2 separate regions of the Homo sapiens genome follow, and region 1 is linked to region 2. A link is a contact called in ENCODE Hi-C or POLR2A ChIA-PET data. All regions are on one chromosome and are shown on one strand. The core of a region is the stretch at or near the end of the contact, and the rest is flanking DNA. Distances in the headings are between cores, read along the strand shown.

Region 1 (4,503 bases), core at 459-2,958, 320 kb after region 2:
TTATTCCTTTACTTTCCTAATAAACTTGCTTTTAGTTTATCCTATGGACCTCCCTGAATTCTTTCTTGCGTGAGATTCAAGAACCCTCTGTTGCGGTCTGGATCCGGATCCCTTTCCTGCAGCGGGGGGAACGCAGACAATACTAGCCCTCGACCTGTGAGTGGATGTGCCAGAGAGGGGATCCGCGTGTGTCCCTGGCTTAGGAATCTTCCAGCCATTTCCTGGATGTGCTGGGGAGCCCCTGTTCCCAACTGTGCCCACTTCTATCCTTGCCGAGACCTGCCGAGATGTGAGAACTGCCTCTTCAAGAGCCGGCACCCAGTAGTCATAGCCTGAATAAACGAATGGTTGAAGACGTGAAATAAGCCCCCTGGGCTTCCAAATCTCCCTTCCACGAGAGTGAACATCAGTCGTGCCCACTCTGAGCGGGCTACTGTGGGGGCGTGGCTCGCAGCCCACCGGGTGTGGGACCGGAAGGGAAGACAGGGCGGAGGAGAGGGGGTCTTCCGGCCCTGAGGCTTGATGGGGCCACCGGAGGGCTCCTCCTAAGAGGGTCCTTGGCCCTGGCTCGGTGGGGGGTCGCGGAAAGCGGAGAGGTCAGGGCCCTGCCGTTCGCCCATCCGGGCCTCGACTTCCCTCCTCCGGCCCCCAGGCTGCCGAGGGGCCACCGGGCAGGGGTGGGCAGGGCCTGGGGCCGGAGTCAGCGCGGACTGCTAGGTGGGGGCGCCGGCCGGGCGGGGGAGGGAGGGAAGGAGGGGCGCGCGTGTCTGCGCTTTTGGAGGAAACAGTCCCACCTCGTCCTTTGCCGTCCCCATTGCTGAGCATGACCGGGCCCTGACACCTGGTGCAGAAGGGTCCCTGGGCACAGCAGACCCCGGGGGGACCCGCCGCCAGAACCAGGGGATCTCGCTCCTCCCTCTTGGGGCAGCCATAAGCCTAGGAGCTCCTGACGCTGTCCGGGCCCCGCGGCTCCCCGCGCTCTCTAGGGGAGAGCCTTGGGGCGTATCCGGGGTCGCGCTCACCCTCCCGCGCCGCCCCCTGCACGGGCTCGGAGCTCCCGAGTGCTGGGAGGGCTTCCGGGCGGCGGCGAGCGGCGGGGGGCGGTGTCAGGAGGCCCGGCCAGGCCCCGCCCCCTCGTCCGCCCTCCCTCCCTCCCTGCGCACCCGGCTCGGGTCCCCGGGCTCGCGGCTGCGGCTTCTGCTCAGGGAGGCGGAAGGCGGCGGCGGGAGCGGTCATGGAGGCGGGCGCCGGAGCCGGCGCGGGAGCCGCGGGCTGGAGCTGCCCGGGCCCAGGTCAGAGCCGCCCCTCCGTCACCTGTCTACCGCCCCTCCTTTCTCTCCTCCATCCCTCCTCCTTCCAGACCCCCAGGTGCTCCCGGCCTCCGCGGCTCCCCTTTCTCCGCCCAAAGTCTTCCTCCCTCCATCCTGGCCTCCACCGGGGCCCGGTCTCCATCCTTCCGGCCTGGGACTGAGGCTTCCGCGCACCGGCCGCATCCTGCCTGGTGGTCCCTCCCCAGCGCGTCTCTCCACTTCAGTCCGACGGTGCTTCCAGCCTTCGGGACTGCAGACCCTACACCTCCTGCAGCCCCGGAGACTCCTGAGCGCGGGGCGAGGGTGGGGTGGGCAAGGTCCAGCGAGAGAATGGGAGGAGAGGGGAGGGGAGCGGTCGCAGCCCTACCCCTTCCCGCACGCCCCCCACTCCTCCCTCCCTCCATCTGTAGGCCACCTCAGCCTTTCAGCCTCTTCTTCACTGGCTCCCGCCCTCTTTCAGTCTTGGCCCTCTCCTCCCTGTCCCCCCGGACTAAATACGCACACCCCCTCTTTCTTTCTGTGCAAGCAAGAGGGTCCTGGAACAGCGGGTTCTGAGGAGGCTGGGAGGCAGGGCTGAGAGGTGGCCGAGAGAGAGGAGTCGCAGAGCCGCCAGAGTGAGTCAGGCACCTCCACTGGGATTACAGATCCCAGAGCCTCGAGGAGCTGGAAGACATGTCCCCTTCTTTCCTCTGCACCCCAGCCCGCAGCCAGCCCCCCACCCCCCAGCCCCTCCTTTCTCCCTGCTCTCAGGACCCACAGTGACCACTCTAGGCTCCTATGAGGCTTCCGAGGGCTGTGAGAGGAAGAAGGGCCAACGCTGGGGGTCCCTGGAACGACGGGGGATGCAAGCTATGGAGGGTGAGTTTTCCCAAAAGGCTTCTTTCTTTCCCCTCCCCTCCTCCCTTAATTCCCTTCTTTCCTCCCTCTGACCCCCAGGCCTCTGAGCCAGGACACAGCCCTTCCCTCAGTTCATCTTAGCCCCTCTTCCTGCAGCTCAGAGCTCCAGCCCTTCCCAGGGCTCAGGCTTTGACAGAAGTTCAGGATGCATCCCTTCGGGACCCCAATCACCCCCCAGCTAACCAGGTTATGTGTCCCGAGGGAGCTGCCAGACAGAGAAAGAGGCCTTGTTGGACAGAGCTTTGAAGCAGCCTTTCAGCAGGGGGTTTGTCCTCACTGCCTGCCGACCCAGATCCCAAGCTGTCTCTTATTTTAAAAAGCAAGGAACTGGGCATGTGAATTGTCTTTCTGGGGCCACCAACATTAACTTCGAATGGAAGCCTGTGGCTTTGGTTCTTTAGGATACCTTATTGCCTGAAAGAGAGAGCCTAGGAGGGGGCGCGTGAGGCCATCCTCCCAACACACGTGTATCCCCACCACACCCATGTGACTTGGCAGTTGCTGCCAACACCAGGCCCCTGGAAGGACGCTGGTCCATTTGCCAGTACTTCCTGTGAAGTGTTGCACGTTGCACATTCAGTATGGGCAAACCTGCTCCCCCTAAGGGGGACAGATGGCACGAAGGGTCCCAGTTGAACCTAAGGCTGCTGATATTAGATAAAGTAAGACCAGAGATTCAGAATTTTAAAACAAAGCAAACAATCACCATCCAGACAACATTTTGCTATTTATAGGGACTGCGTTGCAGTAAAGGAGCGGGTGCTCACAACCAGAGGCTGGGGGCCAGCACCAAACCCCAGTTTTTTTAATGCATTAAAATGGTAGGCTTTCTTTTACACACAAGTACAGCCTAAAACTTCCCCTGAAATCTACTTTGTGGTCAGCAGAGTAGGAGGGGCCTCATATGGCTCAGCTAGGGGAGAGGAGACCTTGTGACATGCAGCAGGGAAAAACAAGGTGGACCTTGTAGAAAATTTCAAACAGGTATTTAATAATATACATTTGAAAGGGCGCCCGAGTTTGTCCAATGAAACCTCTACAATCAGATATTTTCTTTCTCTACCTGCTGACGGGCAATGTTTTCTTATTATGGAAAGGCTGATTTTTCACAAGCCACCTGGATAGTTTTTGTTTGGTTGTTTTTGTTTGTTTGTTTGTTTGAGACGGAGACTCACTCTGTTGCCCAGGCTGGAGTGCCAGTGGCTCGATCTCGCCTCACTGCAACCTCCAGTTCCCAGGTTCAAGCGATTCTCCTGCCTTAGCCTCCCAAGTAGCTGGGATTACAGGCGTGTACTACCACGCCCAGCTAATTTTTTTGTATTTTTAGTAGAGAAGGGGTTTCACCATGTTGACCGGGCTGGTTTGGAACTCCTGGCCTCAAGTAATCCACCCACCTCAGCCTCCCAAAGTGCTAGGATTACAGGCATGAGCCAGCATGCCTGGTCAGTTTTGTTTTGTTTTTTAACTTTCAAGAAATCTCCAAACTGTAACTGTTACCCCATTTGACCGAAAGATCCGCTCACTGTCTCCTTTCTTGACTACTTGTCCTGCTACTCAGAGGCCAGCCTAGAAGAAGCAGGTAATCCTGTGCAAGTGTCTCATGGCTGAGCGGGCACCAGCCTGCCCACAGGCAGTGATAGGAGGCTACCAAGTGCAACATTGGTCCAGGAAGGGCCTGGGAGGTGGAGGGGCTGCTTCTCAACTTGACTCTCACACCTGAGGACTCATCTTGAGTACAGGTCTTGCCCCGGGGCTCCTTGGGGGACACCAGGTGGCACTAGTATGTCATCTCTGCCCTGGCATAGTGAGTTTGAGGGCCCTGGAAGGACGGCAGAAAGGAAGTTGATGCTGACTCCTTGGTGGGATGGCTGTGTCTCCTAGGGGAGGTGTTACTCCCAGCTCTCTATGAGGAGGAAGAGGAAGAGGAAGAGGAGGAAGAAGAGGTGGAAGAAGAAGAAGAACAAGTGCAGAAAGGTGGCAGTGTTGGCTCTCTGTCAGTCAACAAGCACCGGGGACTGAGCCTCACGGAGACAGAGCTGGAGGAGCTGCGGGCTCAGGTGCTGCAGCTGGTGGCAGAACTGGAGGAGACCCGGGAACTGGCAGGGCAGCATGAGGATGACTCCTTGGAGCTACAGGGTGAGTGCCTGGGCCAGGGCCCAGTGCCCGGGCCCAGAGGCTCTGCACTCCCCTGGATCCGAGCTTGACACTGGTGCCCCTCTCCCTGCAGGGCTCCTGGAGGATGAACGGCTAGCCAGCGCCCAGCAGGCAGAGGTGTTCACCAAGCAGATCCAGCAGC
Region 2 (4,420 bases), core at 1,361-3,860:
TGGCGGTGGCCTGTAATCTCAGCTACTCTGGAGGCTGAAGCAGGAGACTGGCTTGAGCCCGGGAGGTGGAGCTTGCAGTGAACCGAGATCATGCCACTGCACTCCAGCCTGGGCGACAGAGCAAGACTTCGTCTCAAAAAACAAAAACCAAAAAACAAAAAAAAAACAAAAAAAACAATTAACTACCCTTGTCCTTGGCTAACAACCTAAGGCAATAATCCAGAATGAGAGTTTTTAACCTTTACAAGCATTAAACCCATGCCACCCACTGAGCTATAAGAGTTCTCCTTACTTACCACCAGAGGGACCCTTAGTTCCTCTGAAACGTGGCGTTTCTGAAGCTACAATCCAGTATAAAGTCTGACACCAGAGAACTCACAGCCATGTCAAACTTATGCAAAATTATTTTAGGTGCTTCGAAAAATAGGTTTTACAGGCCAATCAAATATAATTGTATAAAATTAAGTTTAGGCCGGGCGCGGTGGCTCACTCCTGTAATCCCAGCACTTTGGGAGGCCAAGGTGGGCGGATCATGAGGTCAGGAGATTGAGACCATCCTGGCCAACATGGTGAAAACCCATCTCTACTAAAAATACAAAAAATTAGCCGGGCATGGTGGCGGGTGCCTGTAGTCCCAGCTACTCGGGAGGCTGAGGCAGGAGAATGGCGTGAACCCGGGAAGTAGGGAGCTTGCAGTGAGCCGAGATCACGCCACTACACTCCAGCCTGGGAGACAGTGCGAGACTCCGTCTCAAAAATAAATAAATAAATAAATAAATAAAAATAAAAAATAAAATTAAGTTTAGGATACTTTAGCACATTTCATAGAAAAAAGGCCAAAGCTGTTTGACATTTAAAATGTCTCCATTGGAACTAATATAGTAAATTCAAGTGAAGACAATGAGCTGTCTGCAAGAAAATATCCAGTGGGACTGTTGATTGGGAACACTAACAGCTTTTAGTGAGGGGAGAATAAAAGCCCACAGATGAGAAAACAAGATGCCAGAAATAAATGTAAATCAACCACCATATCTGCAAACAGCTGGCCTTGAGAAAAGATAAAAATTCCTTGTACTTGTTTCTGGGTATGGAGCTTGTGTTCAAAATGTTTCCAAAGACCACAAGAATGGCAAAAGCATATTGTCTTCAAATGAAGTACAACTTCTTTACTATCTTTTTGATTAACTTGTGTATTTTTCTTCCTGATTAGAGAGGCTTAGAGCTTGTTCCCATTTCTTTGGAGGAAAAGTATAGAATCATTCATTGCTCCCTGTAGTTTTACCTACAGAAAGAATTTACAATGGAATAAACAATTACTGGCTGGGCACGGTGGCTCACACCTGTAATCCCAACACTTTGGGAGACCGAGGTGGGCAGATCATTTGAGGTCAGGAGTTCAGGACCAGCCCAGGCAACATGGTGAAACCCCATCTCTACTAAAAATACAAAAATTAGCCGAGTGTGGTAGCGCGCACCTGTAATCCCGGCTACTCAGGAGGCTGAGGCAGGAGAATCACCTGAGCCCAGGACATGGAGGTTATAACGAGCTGAGATCCAGCTACTGCACTCCAGCCTGGGAAACAGAGCAAGACTCCGTCTCAAAAAAAAAAAAAAAAAAGTACTAATTACCAATGTGCTATGTCTAGCACTGCACTAACCCTTTCCTTTTTTAAAAAAATTCATCTTTCCCTTTATTCTGACATTATGACATTAAATAAAGTCCAAGAGATATTGGGCTGGTCCTTGTTTGGTCTCTGCCCTTTCCTTCTTTTCCAAGTGGTATTCATCATGCTTCTCTTGGAAGTCTTCTCAAATAACCTTATGTCTATAACATACTTTCTTCTAGATTCTTTTGAGAGTCTATTTGTATTAGATCTAGAAATAGAAATGTAAGGCTGAAATGTATTACTATGACAAACTGTATGTGTGTATTACAATCTTAATTGTGCTAATAAGGATAATTATAATAAATATAATATGGATGATTCAAAAAGGTTAGATGGTTATAATTAAAAAAAAATTGTCCTTGGATATTCCATTTGATTTGCTAAGCCTCGTGTTCTCTAATTTCATATATCCATCTCCCCCACCCCAACCAAAATATATATACACACTGTGTATACATATACACCCACACTATGAAGAGCTGACTATAGAAGCTGGAAATTGCCCTGTTTCTTTCCGCTGCTTGCTACCTTCTTCAGTTCTGGACATCGGCTCCGCAGTGGAACTAGGTAGCCTCAACTCTTATAATGATTCAAGATTATTCCTGTTTTACAACTTGAGGGAAGCTGGGGAACCTGTTAAGAGGATCCCAGCAATGAACTGGGCCTCAAGTGGAATGTCTCCCACTTTCTGCCTAACCTGCACGTCCATCAGCACCTCATCAATGAGATACGACTCCTCCGGGGAGAATTTCCCCCTGCCTGGTCCCCTTCCCTAGAGAGCCCTTCGCCAACCCTGGGAAAGCCCCAAACGACAGCTCCCGAGCGCCACCCGGACCAGACTCCAGGACCGCCCTGTCCCGCCACCCTTTTTCCCGCCCAGACTCCACGTCTTCTGAAAGAGGGCGTGGCCCGCAGGAAGTTCTCGCGTTACGGAAAGTGAAGTGTTTCCGGCTCCGGTGTCATGGCCGGCTCCTACCCTGAAGGTGCACCTGCAATCCTCGCCGATAAGAGGCAGCAGTTCGGAAGCCGGTTCCTGAGCGATCCGGCGCGCGTCTTCCACCACAATGCCTGGTAATCACCCTGCCCCCTCGCCCGGCCTGTCGCTGGCCGTCTGTCCCGCCGCCTCGGAGCATTCCGAAAAGCCCCTGACCGCCGGCCACGAGTCAAGCTGCCCTACCCGAGGCACTCTCCAAGGGGAGAGAAACTCCTAGGCCAGCGACTCACCCTGCTCGCAGCCAGGACGTGAAGCCCCTAAGCTGCCCGTTTGATTTTCTCAGGGACAATGTGGAGTGGTCGGAAGAGCAAGCCGCGGCGGCGGAGAGAAAAGTCCAGGAGAACAGTATCCAGCGGGTGTGCCAGGAGAAACAAGGTGCGCTTAAATGGGCTCTCGTTGGTATCAACAGCCAGCGTACTGCCGAACGCGCCCTCCCGGAGAGGCCAGGGAACCGCGGCCGCCCACATCCTTTATTCCTGGCCTGATGCGGATCTCAGGAGTAGAGCAGGACAGGGAGGGGATGAGCAAGGAGGGAAAAGGGCTGCATTGTAACAAAATCTTAAGTCGTAGAGGGTTTTTTTAATATATAGTTTTACTTTGGAGGAGGGTAATTTTGTCTTTAATTATGTTGAGTAGATCCACGTTGATATGGCTAGCCAATGACAACTGTGTGGTCACGCGATCATCTTAGAACCTGTACTTTTTACATGATTTGCATTTTCCATGAGGAGATGTTTCCATTGAAGCTTCATTTAAGTGATTAGATTCTAAATATTGTTGGGAGGGGGGCTAATGACTGGTGACTGTGTGTCTATTACTTGTGTGATGGTTATGAGAATTTAGGGCTTCAGTCAAGGAAAGGTGGATGCAGCAGAGTGGAGATAAGTCTGGCCAAAGAAAAGGAGGCCCCTGCTTGAGAGGTTGATGATTTCACTGCAAAATATCCCTAGATAGTAAAACTAGGACTGATTGTTCCAGACAATTGAAGATAGCACTACAAATTTAGTACCTGCTGAAAGAGTTCTGTACAACAAAAAGGTTCCAGTTACAAAACATTCACCCTGCATAGTCTGACAGCAACTAGATCAAAGCAAGTTAATAGTTAAAAGGGATTTTGAAAATCATGTGGTTCAATATTCTCTTTTTATAGTTAAAGACACTTGGACCACAGGACATTAAGTGCTTTTCCCAGAGGTAAGCAGTCAGTAGTAGCAGTAGTGGAACTAAAATCCTGTTTCTTAGGGAGTCTTGGTTGATTCAGCAGGTGAGTTGTGAGTTGTTAACACACTTCTTAGTGGATTCCAACTTCCATTGTCACCGTCCTGCTCAATTTGTTAGGTTTTTATTCTTTCTACTACACTAGTCAAGGCCCCCTGAACTGGCAAGAGCAGTAAACTGAAATCTGGGACTGTCATGATCACCTTAAAAACAGCCTTCATTTAAACTGTCCATACTTTTTTTTTTTTTTTTGGAGGCGGAGTCTCGCTCTGTCACCAGGCTGGAGTGCAGTGGCGCGATCTCAGCTCACTGCAATCTCCTCCTCCCTGGTTGAAGCGATTCCCCTGCCTCAGCCTCCCGAGTAGCTGGGACTACAGGTGTGCACCACCATGCCTGGCTAATTTTTTGTATTTTGGTACAGATGGGGTTTCACCATGCTGGCCAGGATGGTCTCAATCTCCTGACCTCGTGATCCGCCCATCTTAGCCTCCCAAAGTGCTGGGATTACAGGCATGCGCCACTGCACCTGGCTACTTCTAGG

What was found. Hi-C counts contacts between places; a loop is a spot of excess contacts on that map. ChIA-PET counts read pairs that join two places held with the same protein, here RNA polymerase II (POLR2A). Pooled maps may share reads with other maps.
Region 1: a loop to region 2 is called in a map with no recorded cell type, with 11 times the contacts of the local background. The contact joins the promoter of CCDC136 here to the promoter of METTL2B in region 2. A Hi-C loop is called at or near these places in 1 of 37 single-sample maps with no recorded cell type and 7 of 50 pooled maps. POLR2A ChIA-PET finds 5 or more read pairs at or near these places in 1 of 52 experiments (activated CD4-positive, alpha-beta T cell).

The regions. Positions count from the first base shown.
Region 1 is chr7:128,790,260-128,794,762 of GRCh38, forward strand. It overlaps CCDC136 (coiled-coil domain containing 136), which reads left to right and starts at 1,709. Exons shown (of 18, transcript NM_022742.5): 1 at 1,709-2,168; 2 at 4,089-4,343; 3 at 4,435-4,503. The coding sequence starts at 2,153. RefSeq lists silencers at 816-1,285, 824-1,092.
Region 2 is chr7:128,474,138-128,478,557 of GRCh38, forward strand. It overlaps METTL2B (methyltransferase 2B, tRNA N3-cytidine), which reads left to right and starts at 2,611. Exons shown (of 9, transcript NM_018396.3): 1 at 2,611-2,738; 2 at 2,945-3,036. The coding sequence starts at 2,629. RefSeq lists enhancers at 2,448-2,497, 2,718-2,887.